Linked DNA regions of Homo sapiens: region 2 is linked to region 1. The links are chromatin contacts, found by Hi-C or POLR2A ChIA-PET in ENCODE. All regions are on one chromosome and are shown on one strand. Each heading gives the region's core, a stretch centred on a gene start or an enhancer-like site at or near the end of the contact. The rest is flanking DNA. Distances are from core to core; before and after follow the strand shown.

Evidence for each region. Hi-C counts contacts between places; a loop is a spot of excess contacts on that map. ChIA-PET counts read pairs that join two places held with the same protein, here RNA polymerase II (POLR2A). Pooled maps may share reads with other maps.
Region 2: POLR2A ChIA-PET joins it to region 1 with 12 read pairs in A673. The contact joins the enhancer-like site here to the promoter of PALM in region 1. A Hi-C loop is called at or near these places in 3 of 50 pooled maps. POLR2A ChIA-PET finds 5 or more read pairs at or near these places in 3 of 52 experiments (A673, HepG2 and K562).

Annotation. Positions count from the first base shown.
Region 1 is chr19:707,115-712,334 of GRCh38, reverse strand. PALM (paralemmin) reads right to left here and starts at 3,400. Exons shown (of 9, transcript NM_002579.3): 1 at 3,184-3,400. The coding sequence starts at 3,188. RefSeq lists a silencer at 4,154-4,390 and an enhancer at 3,843-4,403.
Region 2 is chr19:871,566-876,334 of GRCh38, reverse strand. It overlaps MED16 (mediator complex subunit 16), which reads left to right. Exons shown (of 16, transcript NM_005481.3): 10 at 881-1,091; 11 at 2,753-2,886; 12 at 4,217-4,409. Among named protein-coding and RNA genes, the nearest start is that of CFD, 14 kb to the right of the region's middle. RefSeq lists an enhancer at 4,533-4,769. Within about 2 kb of position 3,519, at least 15 of the 41 ENCODE cell types and tissues checked have a DNase peak (open chromatin) inside an H3K27ac peak, as active enhancers do.

The sequences.
Region 1 (5,220 bases), core at 2,151-4,650:
AAGGCAAGTGTCAGCCAGGCACGTGGCTCACGCCTTTCATCCCAACACTTTGGGGAGGCCGAGGCAGGCGGATCACCTGAGGTCAGGAGTTCAAGACCAGCCTGGGCAACCTGGTGAAACCCTGTCGCTACTAAAAATACAAAAATTAGCCGGGCGTGGTGGCGGGCACCTGTAGTCATAGCTACTCAGGAGGCTGAGGTAGGAGAATTGCTTGAACCCGGGAGGCGGAGGTTGCAGTGAGTGGAGATCGCAGCACTGCACTCCAGTGTGGACAACAGAGAGATACTCTGTCTCCAAAAGAAAAAAAAAAGCATCAGAGGAATTCACACACATACAGAGCACTCAAAACAGGGCCGTGGAAAAGGCAGGTACCCACTTAATGGTTGCCGAGTGAATAAATTACGCCTGCACTTCTCAAACCACCTTCCCATGCAATGCTGTCGTCCCAGCTACTTGGGAGGCTGAGGCAGGGAAGTCGCTTGAGCCCAGGAGTTCGAGACTGGCCTGGGCAACATGGAAAAAAGAAAGAAACCACCTTCCCATGTTCCGCCACCTCCTGGACAGTATCTGTCTATTCCTTGCCTTCAAAACCACTCCAGTGTAAATCAAATCGCCTTGTTTTAGAAAGAAACATTATATTGTGATCAACACTGGGCAAACCAGAAGCCACCGCCACAAACAAGACAGCGGAAACATGGAGGAAGAAACAGATACAACGGAAGTAAAAGCTTGTTATTAAATTCAATTATCACTAGGTACTGTTGCCTTTTAACAGGCTCTGCCTCTCATTAAAAAGGGGGATTAGCAAGTGTGAAGGAGCGTTAAGGACCCAGTTAGCACCCAACGGAGACTTTCCTATTGAAAATTTCCAGGTCTGCGAGCAGGGAGGAGTCTGGGCCGGTCTTGACCATCTGTCCAGGCCCAAGTCTGTTCTCCTCCCTATCCCGGGGGTTTGAGCCTTGCCTGTACCCAGGACAGGGCTGTGGGTGCTGGAGAATGGCTGCTCCAGGCCAAAATATCTTTATTTTACCAGCCAGACCATGTGTCACGCAGGGGCCACACAAACCCTCCCAGAGCACAGAGATTCTCTCCGAAGCAGAGATTCTCCCCAGCTCCTTCCTGGACGTTCTCCTCACCTTGGCAGCATCGGCCCTGTGGTTAGCAACCCGCTAGTTCTCCTTAAATCCTCACATTAACAAAAAATAACCTGTTCTTGAATGACATTTAAAATTCTTTAAATTCTTAAATTCATTTGTGAAACTTTCCAGCGAGACGGGCACCACCACAAACCACAGCCAGCTCCCGTGTCTTCGACTGGAAAATCTGTGGAAACGGGAGGAGGCAAGCGATCACGTTCTAGCGGACGGGGCCTTCGTGCCTGAAGCCCGCCGGGGAGAAGAACGAGGGGGCAGGTGTCCAAGGCCGGGCGGCACCAGATGGGCCTGTCCCCACCCATTGTCAGCCCGGGAACCGGGGAGAGAGTCGTCCTCGAATGGCGGCTCACAGCAGCCGGTTAACACTGGGTGCCTGTCCCATGTCTGCATCCCCAAAAGCAATGATGACCCAATGGGGGACCTGTGGGCCACCCTCTGACCCAGGACGGAGAAACCGTGGAGCAGAGCAGGAGGCACCGAGGCCCCCCGGCCCCAGGTGCTGTGTGATGGAGGGGGGGTGGGGGGGGGGCAGCAGCTCCTCTCTGGGCCTCAGTATCCCCCGTGGGAAAGGAAGGGGTGGCAGGAAGGAAACAATGGGCCCGACCCGGAGTGTTCGCTGACACCCCTCCTCTGGGAGGGAGATCTCCGTCGTCCTCCTAGGCAGCCCCCTCCCCACAGCCACACCCTGCCCAGGCCTGGCTGTCAGAGGCCCAGAGGCTCCTCCGGGGCCTGGCGAGCAGGGCAGATAAACAAGGCTGGGGGGTGGGGGTGTGGAGCAGGCAAGTCTGGGCCCTGGCTCCCCTGAGCCCCTGGCTGAGCTCCCGGGGCGGGGTGACGGGGAGAGGGGTCAGGCCTTTGTCTGGGTTTTCAAAAGCAGAGGACACTGGGTGTCTCGCTTTCCCAGGGAGGGAGGGAGGCAGCGGCCCCCACCCAGCCGCGGGCGTGGCGGGTCACGGGTGAATCCCCGGGGAAAGTTGGCGGCTTAGAAAACACGCCCAGTGGGAAGGGCAGGGGGCCACAGGCGGCCTCCAGATCCGGTCTTCGGTCCTCGGGCTGGGGTGGGGACCCGGGCCTCAGCAGGGCAGCTGGCTCCCCTGTCCTGAAGTGGGCAGGTGGGTGACCCCAGGAGGAGCCTCCTGACCCCTGCCCGTGCAGTGCCCACCTGTGGGAGTGAGGGGCAGAGGGGCACCCGAGCACCGGGAGGAGGGGACCGGTGTCCGAAATGACCACGCGCCCTCGCTCGGTGCCTCCACTGGCCACCCCCCCCCCACACACACAGGCGCAGCCATGCGGGGGTCCAGGGATCCCAGCCCAGGGCCAGCCCACTCCTGTAGCTACACCAGTGGAGCCCCAGCTCCGAGACACTTCCCCGAGAGGGTATCCCACCCAGGCGCCCCGCTGGAAAACGCCGGTTCCTCTCCCTTCTCACACACCCCAGAGACCCGGGAAGCCGAGGGCAGCCCCTCTCCCTCCAGCGGTAACTCGGGACCTGCGCAGTGGCGGGGGGCTCAGGACACCCCTGGAGGCCCTTGGGAAGGGCGGGGGTGGGGGGCACCGGCCCGCGCGCGCGTCCAGGGCGCCAGGAGCCGTGCGCTCAGACTGGGGCGGGGGAAGGGTGCGTGAGCGCGAGGCCGGACCGGTGCAATCTGGGGAGGGGTCGCTCCATCTCCCCGGGGCCACCCACAGGTGGCCGAGAGCCGAGGCTCGCCCTGGAGACGCGGGCGGGGCGCGGGCGGAGACGCGAGCCTCCCCCTCCCCGCGTCCTGGACTGGCCCGAGCCGCCGCTGCCCGGGTCCCCACGCGCCGGTGGGTGGGCAGCCGGGGTCCGGGAGCGGGGAGGCCTCCCGGCAGGCGCGGCCCAGCCCGAGTCTCTTCCCGGCTGCGCTGCGGCCCCAGCAGCCCCGCGCCGCCTCCTGCTCCTCGCGGGGGCAGCGACGCCCCCAATGGGGCGCGAGAGAGGGGGCCTCCCCCCTCCCCGGCTCCCGGAGCTCCGGGCCCCCAGCCCCGCGGCCCGAGCGCGCCTACTCACTCCATCTCCCCGCCGAGGTCCGGGTGGGTCCGCGGTGCCGGGCGGGGGCGGGCGCGGGTGGCGCGCGGGGGAGGGGAGGGGAGGGGGACGCGGCCTGGCGGGGGCCGGGGCGGGCTAAGGCCTGGCGGCCGGGGCTGCGCGGCGCGGGGGCGGCGGCACCGGCTCGGGCATCGCCCCGCGCAAAGCTGCTGTTTATTGTCCGGGCGGCGGCGGGCGCGGGGGGTGGGCTGGGCGCGCGCGTCTCCGGCGCGCTCCCCTCTCCCTCCCGCCCGCCCCGCTCCCCGCCCCGCTCCCCTCCCACCTCCCCGCGCTGCGAGCGGGCGCTGCGCCTCCTGCCGGCTGCGCCGCCGCCGCCCCCCGCCCCGCGCGCCCCGCCCCGGGGCACCCCTGAGAAGGGCCTAGGTCTGGGCGCGGTGCTGGGACCCGGCTGTCACCAAGTCCCGCCCCTCCCCAGCTCCTGGGCCAGAGCCGGGACCCTCGCGAAGTCAGACAAGCAAAGGCCTTTCTCGAGAGCCCAGACGCCGAGAGGGACACACATTTCAGGGCGAGCGAGGGGATAGGGGGGTCCTGGGGAGGCCGCTGCGAGGAGCTGACAGCTCCCTGCACCCCCGGCCCCGCTCGCAGGGTCCCCAGGCCTCCTTTGCCGGAGTATCTGGTGGAGGGCGCTGTGCCTGCAAAGGCCGGGGGTTGGGGTGGAGACAACCGCAGGTGCTGATCTGTCTGTGCCCTGGCTGGGAGCTGAGCCTGGTCCCCGGGGCTGGAATTTAATCGGCCCCAGGGCCCCCATGGCACACTCACTAAAGGCCCAGCGACCAGACGACCAGAGTGAGTGAGAGGGACGGTGGAGAATCAGGGAGAGCTCAGGCTTTGTCCTCAGAGCACTGGGGAGCCACAGCAGGAGACAGGCAGGACCTGTCTTCCCCAACATGTAGGCCTTGGGCCCAGCTTCCTGGTTTCCCGTGAGAACACTGCAGACCAGCCCCAGCACACCTACTCATGGGGGTCCAGGGTGGGCAGGAAGGAAAGATTCTTCCAAACTTCTTAGTTTTCTTATAAAACGGTTCTCCTCTGCCGATGTTTGCTGAATGGCTGTAGATTTAAAGGAAAGTAGCCCCGGATGAGCTGTGGAGAAAGATACGGCAGGATGTACCCCAGGCTGAAGAAGGCCGTCAACACCTTTTCTTTATTCCTCCCTTTTTACAATGAATGTGTATTCATTTTAGCATTTAAGACAATAAGATAAATTAGCAAAGGTTAACAAAGCTAAGATCCTAAAGAATATCAGGGGTCCCGGGTCTGTCTGATTCCCAGCTCACCCATCTCCAAGCTGTGTGACCCTGGGTCTGTTTCTCAACCTCTCGGAGCCTTATTCCCCCCCACCCCCCTGCCCCCACCCTTAAGGCTGTGGGAGGGTTAACTGAGTGAGCACACACAAAGGGCTTGGCACAGGGCCCAGCACACACTAGCTCAGGGTTTGGCAAACTTTTTCTGTAAAGGGCCAGAGAGTAAATATTTTCAGCATTGCAGGCCACAGTCTCTGCGGCAATGACTCTGCTCTGCCATCGCAGAGTGAAAGTAGCCAGAGACAATATGTAAAACCATGGGCATGGCTCTGTGCCCATAAAACTTTATTTACAAAAACAGGCAGTGGGCCAGAGCTTATCCCAGGGCCGTAGTGTACTGACCCCTGCACTAGGCACCCAATAAAACTTTATTTACAAAAACAGGCAGAGGGCCAGAGCTGATCCGAGGGCCGTAGTGTACTGACCCCTGCACTAGGCACCCAATAAAACTGACCTGTGAGTCGTTTCTTCACTTCCCCTTGGCCTCTGTGTTCTTTTAGTCCAAAGTGATTTATTGAACACCTACTGTGTGCCTGGCACCGTTAGTCACCTGTGATGCAGAAGTTCCATTTTTGCGGCCAGGCGCCGTGGCTCACGCCTATAATCCCAGCACTTTGGGAGGCTGAGGCTGGTGGATCACGAGGTCAAAAGTTTGAGACCAGGCCGGGCGCGGTGGCTCACGCCTGTAATCCCA
Region 2 (4,769 bases), core at 2,270-4,769, 160 kb before region 1:
GCGGATACGGAGGCCCACGTGCCAGAAGGGTCCCTTGCAGTGGTGTGGTTATGTGCCTGCAATCCCAGAGTGTCCTCGAAGGACCTCAGATCTAACGAGCTCAGCCGGCAGCTGCACGTGGGACCAGCCCTCTGAGCTTCACTTGTTTTCCTCTGTGCCATCAGAAACCAATACGAAGATAAAATGGGAAAAAAAAAATCCCATTCACGGCACAGCCTGCCGAGAAACGCGTGAGACCCAGGCGGGGGCTGCGAGGCTAAACCCCAGCGTGGCTGGGATCCGTAGCCAGTGACAGCGCTAGTGATGGCGAGACCTCGCCCTCTCCCTCCTTGGGCCGTCGCTGTGTGCCAAGCGTTTCATTTTTGTTTTTAGTTGTTTCTATTTTTTGTAGAGATGGGGTGTCCTACGTTGCACAGGCTCTCCAACTCCCAGCCTCCAGGAATCCTCCAGCCTCAGCCTCCCAAAATGCTTCAGCTCATTCATTCATTCTCTCTAGACCAGGGTCTCCCCGTAGGCACCACAGACATCGGGGGCTGGAGCAGCCTCTGGGATGGGGGTGTCCTGTTGAGCAGCCTCCCCAGCCTCCACCCGTTACTTGGCAGGGGCACCCCCAGTGGTGACAACTAAAAATATCTCCAGACATCACCAGGGGCCCCCACCAGAGGCAGAGCCGCTCCCAGCTGAGAACCCAGCACCTGGTCCTGTGCGCCTGGTCTTCCGCACCTGTTTTGCCATGAGGTTGCTGAGGTGCAGAGGCGAAGCAGCTTGCCCAGCTGACCGAGCGCCTGGTGTCAGAGTCGAACTGCTCTTCTCCTCAGCTGGAGCCTTGGCGGGCGCCTCTGCTCCGGCCCCTTGGGGTGACCTGGCTTCCTGCCCTCAGGTCCTCTCCACCCGGATCCTGGCCATGAAGGCCTCGCTCTGCAAGCTGTCGCCCTGCACGGTGACCCGCGTGTGCGACTACCACACCAAGCTCTTCCTCATCGCCATCAGCTCCACCCTGAAGTCGCTGCTGCGCCCCCACTTTCTCAACACGCCTGACAAGAGCCCCGGCGACCGGCTGACCGAGATCTGCACCAAGATCACCGACGTCGGTGGGTCCTTTTCCACGCCCGGGGCCTCGAGGTTTCTTTCATCTATTTATTTTATTTTTATTTATTTTTTTTACTCTTTTGAGATAGGGTCTTACTCTGTTGCCCAGGCTGGAGTGCAGTGGTGCGATCTCAGCTCACTGCAGCCTCCGCCTCTCTGGTTCAAGTGATTCTCCTGCCTCAGCCTCCCAAGTAGCTGGGATTACAGGCACGTGCCACCACGCCCGGCTGATTTTTTGTATTTTTAGTAGAGACGGGGTTTCACCATGTTGGCCAGGCTGGTCTCGAACTCTTGACCTCAAATGATCCGCCCGCCTCGGCCTCCTAAAGTGCTGGGATATAGCCTAAAGGCTGGGATTACACCACACCCAGGCTTTTAGAGACGGTCTCACTGTGTCATCCAGGTTGCAGCACGGTGACGCAGTCCCAGCTCAGCGCAGCCTCTGCCTTCTGGGCTCAAGCAATCTCGCCTCAGCCTCTGGAGTAGCTGGGATTACAGACACGTGCCACCACACCCGGTTTTTAATTTTTTGTAGCAACAGGGTCTCACTGTGTTGCCCAGGCTGGTCTTGACCACCTGAGCTCAAGCGATCCTTTCACCTCTCTCTACTCCTGGGGGCTGAGACGCTCCCAGGCCGACACCCGGCACCCGGGTCCTGTGCAGGCAGGTCTGCTCCTCCTTCCGTTTTGCCGTAAGGGGACTGAGGCAGAAAGGCTAAGCAGCTTGCCCAGGCTCACCCAGCACGTGGTGTCCTACTCGCCTCTGCCTCCCAAAGCGCTGGGATTACAGGCGTGAGCCACTGTGCCTGGCAGGCTGTTTCTTTTAAAAATTAGGGTTGCTGGGCGTGGCGACTCGTGTGTAATCCCAGCACTTTGGGAGGCCAACGCGGGCTGATCACGAGGTCAGGAGATCGAGATCATCCTGGCTAACACGGTGAAACCCCGTCTCTACTAAAAATACAAAAATCAGCCGGGCGTGGTGGCGGGCGCCTGTAGTCCCAGCTACTCGGGAGGCTGAGGCAGGAGAATGGCGTGAACCCGGGAGGCGGAGCTTGCAGTGAGCTGAGATCACCCCACTGCACTCCAGCCTGGGCGACAGAGTGAGACTCTGTCTCAAAAAAAAAATTTAGGGTTATCGTTTGTCTGGAGTACCCGGTTGAGTGTGGACACGTGGCACTCCTGGTAGCTGGGAGCCGTGTGCACAGTCATGGTTAGTTCTGTGGGACCACCCTAGTCACCATCCGAGAGGCATCTGTTGGGTGTGTAACCGCCGCCAGCTGCCAGCCGGGGGTGGCTGCAGCTGCACGCTGTGGACATGCCCCTGTGTTCACAGAGTTCACCTCGGAGCAGGGGGCAGATGTGCACCAGCAGGCCGGGCCTGAGCACTGGTGGCCCTGGCATGGGGACCTGCCCACGCCAAGGCCTGCAGGCCGAGAGAAGCTGGTTGGTGCTGAGCACAGCGGCCCCCGGGGGGGGGCAGGCAGTGGGCTCCCAGTTCCTCTCCGTCCGGCAACGCCATCGCCCCCTTCTCGTTCCCGGTGTGGGTCCCCTTGTGTCCTGGTACTGGGTGGGCACTCAGTGCAGGTCGAAGGACCGAGGGGTGCAGTTAGGTCACCCTGTGTGTACAAGAGGCCCGAGCTGACCCGACCCACGTCTCCTTGTAGACATTGACAAGGTCATGATCAACCTCAAGACGGAGGAATTTGTGCTGGACATGAACACACTGCAGGCGCTGCAGCAGCTCTTGCAGTGGGTGGGCGACTTCGTGCTGTACCTGCTGGCCAGCCTACCCAACCAGGTGCGCCATGCTCTCCCCTAAGGCCCCGCCCCCCACCTGGGCCCCCATCTCATCAGGACCCCGCTTCCCTGCCCCTGCCCCTCAAAACCACCTCAGCCCCGCCCCTAGTTGGAGTCCCGCCCCTACTTGGAGTCCCGCCCCTACTTGGAGTCCCGCCCCTGCTTGGAGTCCCACCTCAGCCCCGCCCCTGGTTGGAGTCCCACCCCTACTTGGAGTCCCACTTCCTGAGTCTGTCTCTTCTTAAACCCCCACTTCCTAGCCCTGCCCCACTTCCTAGCCCTGCCCCACTTCCTAGCCCTGCCCCACCTCGGAGCCCTGCCCCATCTCGGAGCCCTGCCCCACCTCGGAGCCCTCCCCCACCTCGGAGCCCTCCCCCACCTCGGAGCCCTGCCCCACCTCGGAGCCCTGCCCCACCTCGGAGCCCTGCCCCACCTCGGAGCCCTCCCCCACCTCGGAGCCCTCCCCCACCTCGGAGCCCTGCCCCACCTCGGAGCCCTCCCCCACCTCGGAGCCCTCCTCTCCATGAAGCCTCTGCTGTAAGAAGCCTTTCCTTGGCCACACCCTTCCTGCCCATTCTCAAAGCCCCGCCTCCCAGGCCCTGCTCCTTCTCAGCCCCACCCCTACACGAAGGCCGGTTCGCCTTGCTTCTGCTGCTGCTGCCCCCACCCCTTACCCTCCCCAGCTCCCTGCGCCTGGGGTGGGCGGCCTTGAAATCAAGTCTCCATCCACACCTCCACCTTCAGTTCTGCGGCTTGTGCGCCCCTGACCAGGGCTCCAACCTCGCCCCCACCCCCCCGCCGGTACACTCTGTCCTGCCCCAGCTGTGATTTCTTCTGCCCCACCCACCCGGCTTCATCCTGCCCTGGGGCCCGCCCTTCTCCACCGCGCCCATCACGGACGGTTTGAAGTCCCTCTCTTCTTTTTGTGGGGCTTTAGGCTGCCAGGGGCCACCCCTGGGGCCTCCCTTCCCTGGTCCTCTCAGCTCCCAGTACAGTCACCAGGGGCCCGGGCCCGCAGCTGTAGGAGGGGGCGGCTGCTCCTCCACGTGCAGGTGGGGATATTGGCCTCAGCCAGAGCCTCGTCTTAGTCTTGTGGACTCTCAGGGATGGGACGACTCTGCAAATGGGGCTGTCCTGGGCCCTGCAGGGCTCTGAGCAGCGTCCCCGGCATCCACCCACTCGGTGCCAGAAGCACCCCAGTCCTGACCACCACAAATGTCCCAGACCCTGCCCATTGCCCCCCGGTCGGGGTTCCACCGACCCCAAGACACTTCATCCCATCGCCATCTGCCCCCCGCCGCCCCAGCCACACCGATGCCTCTTTCGGGCAGGGTTCCCTGCTGAGGCCGGGCCACAGCTTTCTGCGGGACGGCACCTCGCTGGGCATGCTTCGGGAATTGATGGTGGTCATCCGCATCTGGGGCCTTCTGAAGCCCAGCTGCCTGCCCGTGTATACGGCCACCTCGGATACCCAGGACAGCATGTCCCTGCTCTTCCGCCTGCTCACCAAGCTCTGGATCTGCTGTGAGGCACCCCCGCCCGCCCCTCCCCTCTCCCCGCTCCCCGCTCTCCCCTCTCCCCGCTCCCCGCTCCCCGCTCTCCCCTCTCCCCGCTCTCCCCTCTCCCCGCTCTCCCCTCTCCCCGCTCTCCCTTCTCCCCGCTCTCCCCTCTCCCCTCTCCCCGCTCCCCTCTCCCTACCAAAACACAAGTCCTGCCTGAGCCCCCCGCCAGAACATAAGCCCCTGCAGGTGGCAGTGGCTCTGCCTTGATATCTGCTATTTCCCCAGTTCCTAGCACAGGTCCATGCTCTGTGTGGGTGCTTTTGGGATGGCAGCCACTTCCAGGCACCTGTTTGCTGTCTCTCCTTGTCGGGTTGTGTGTATG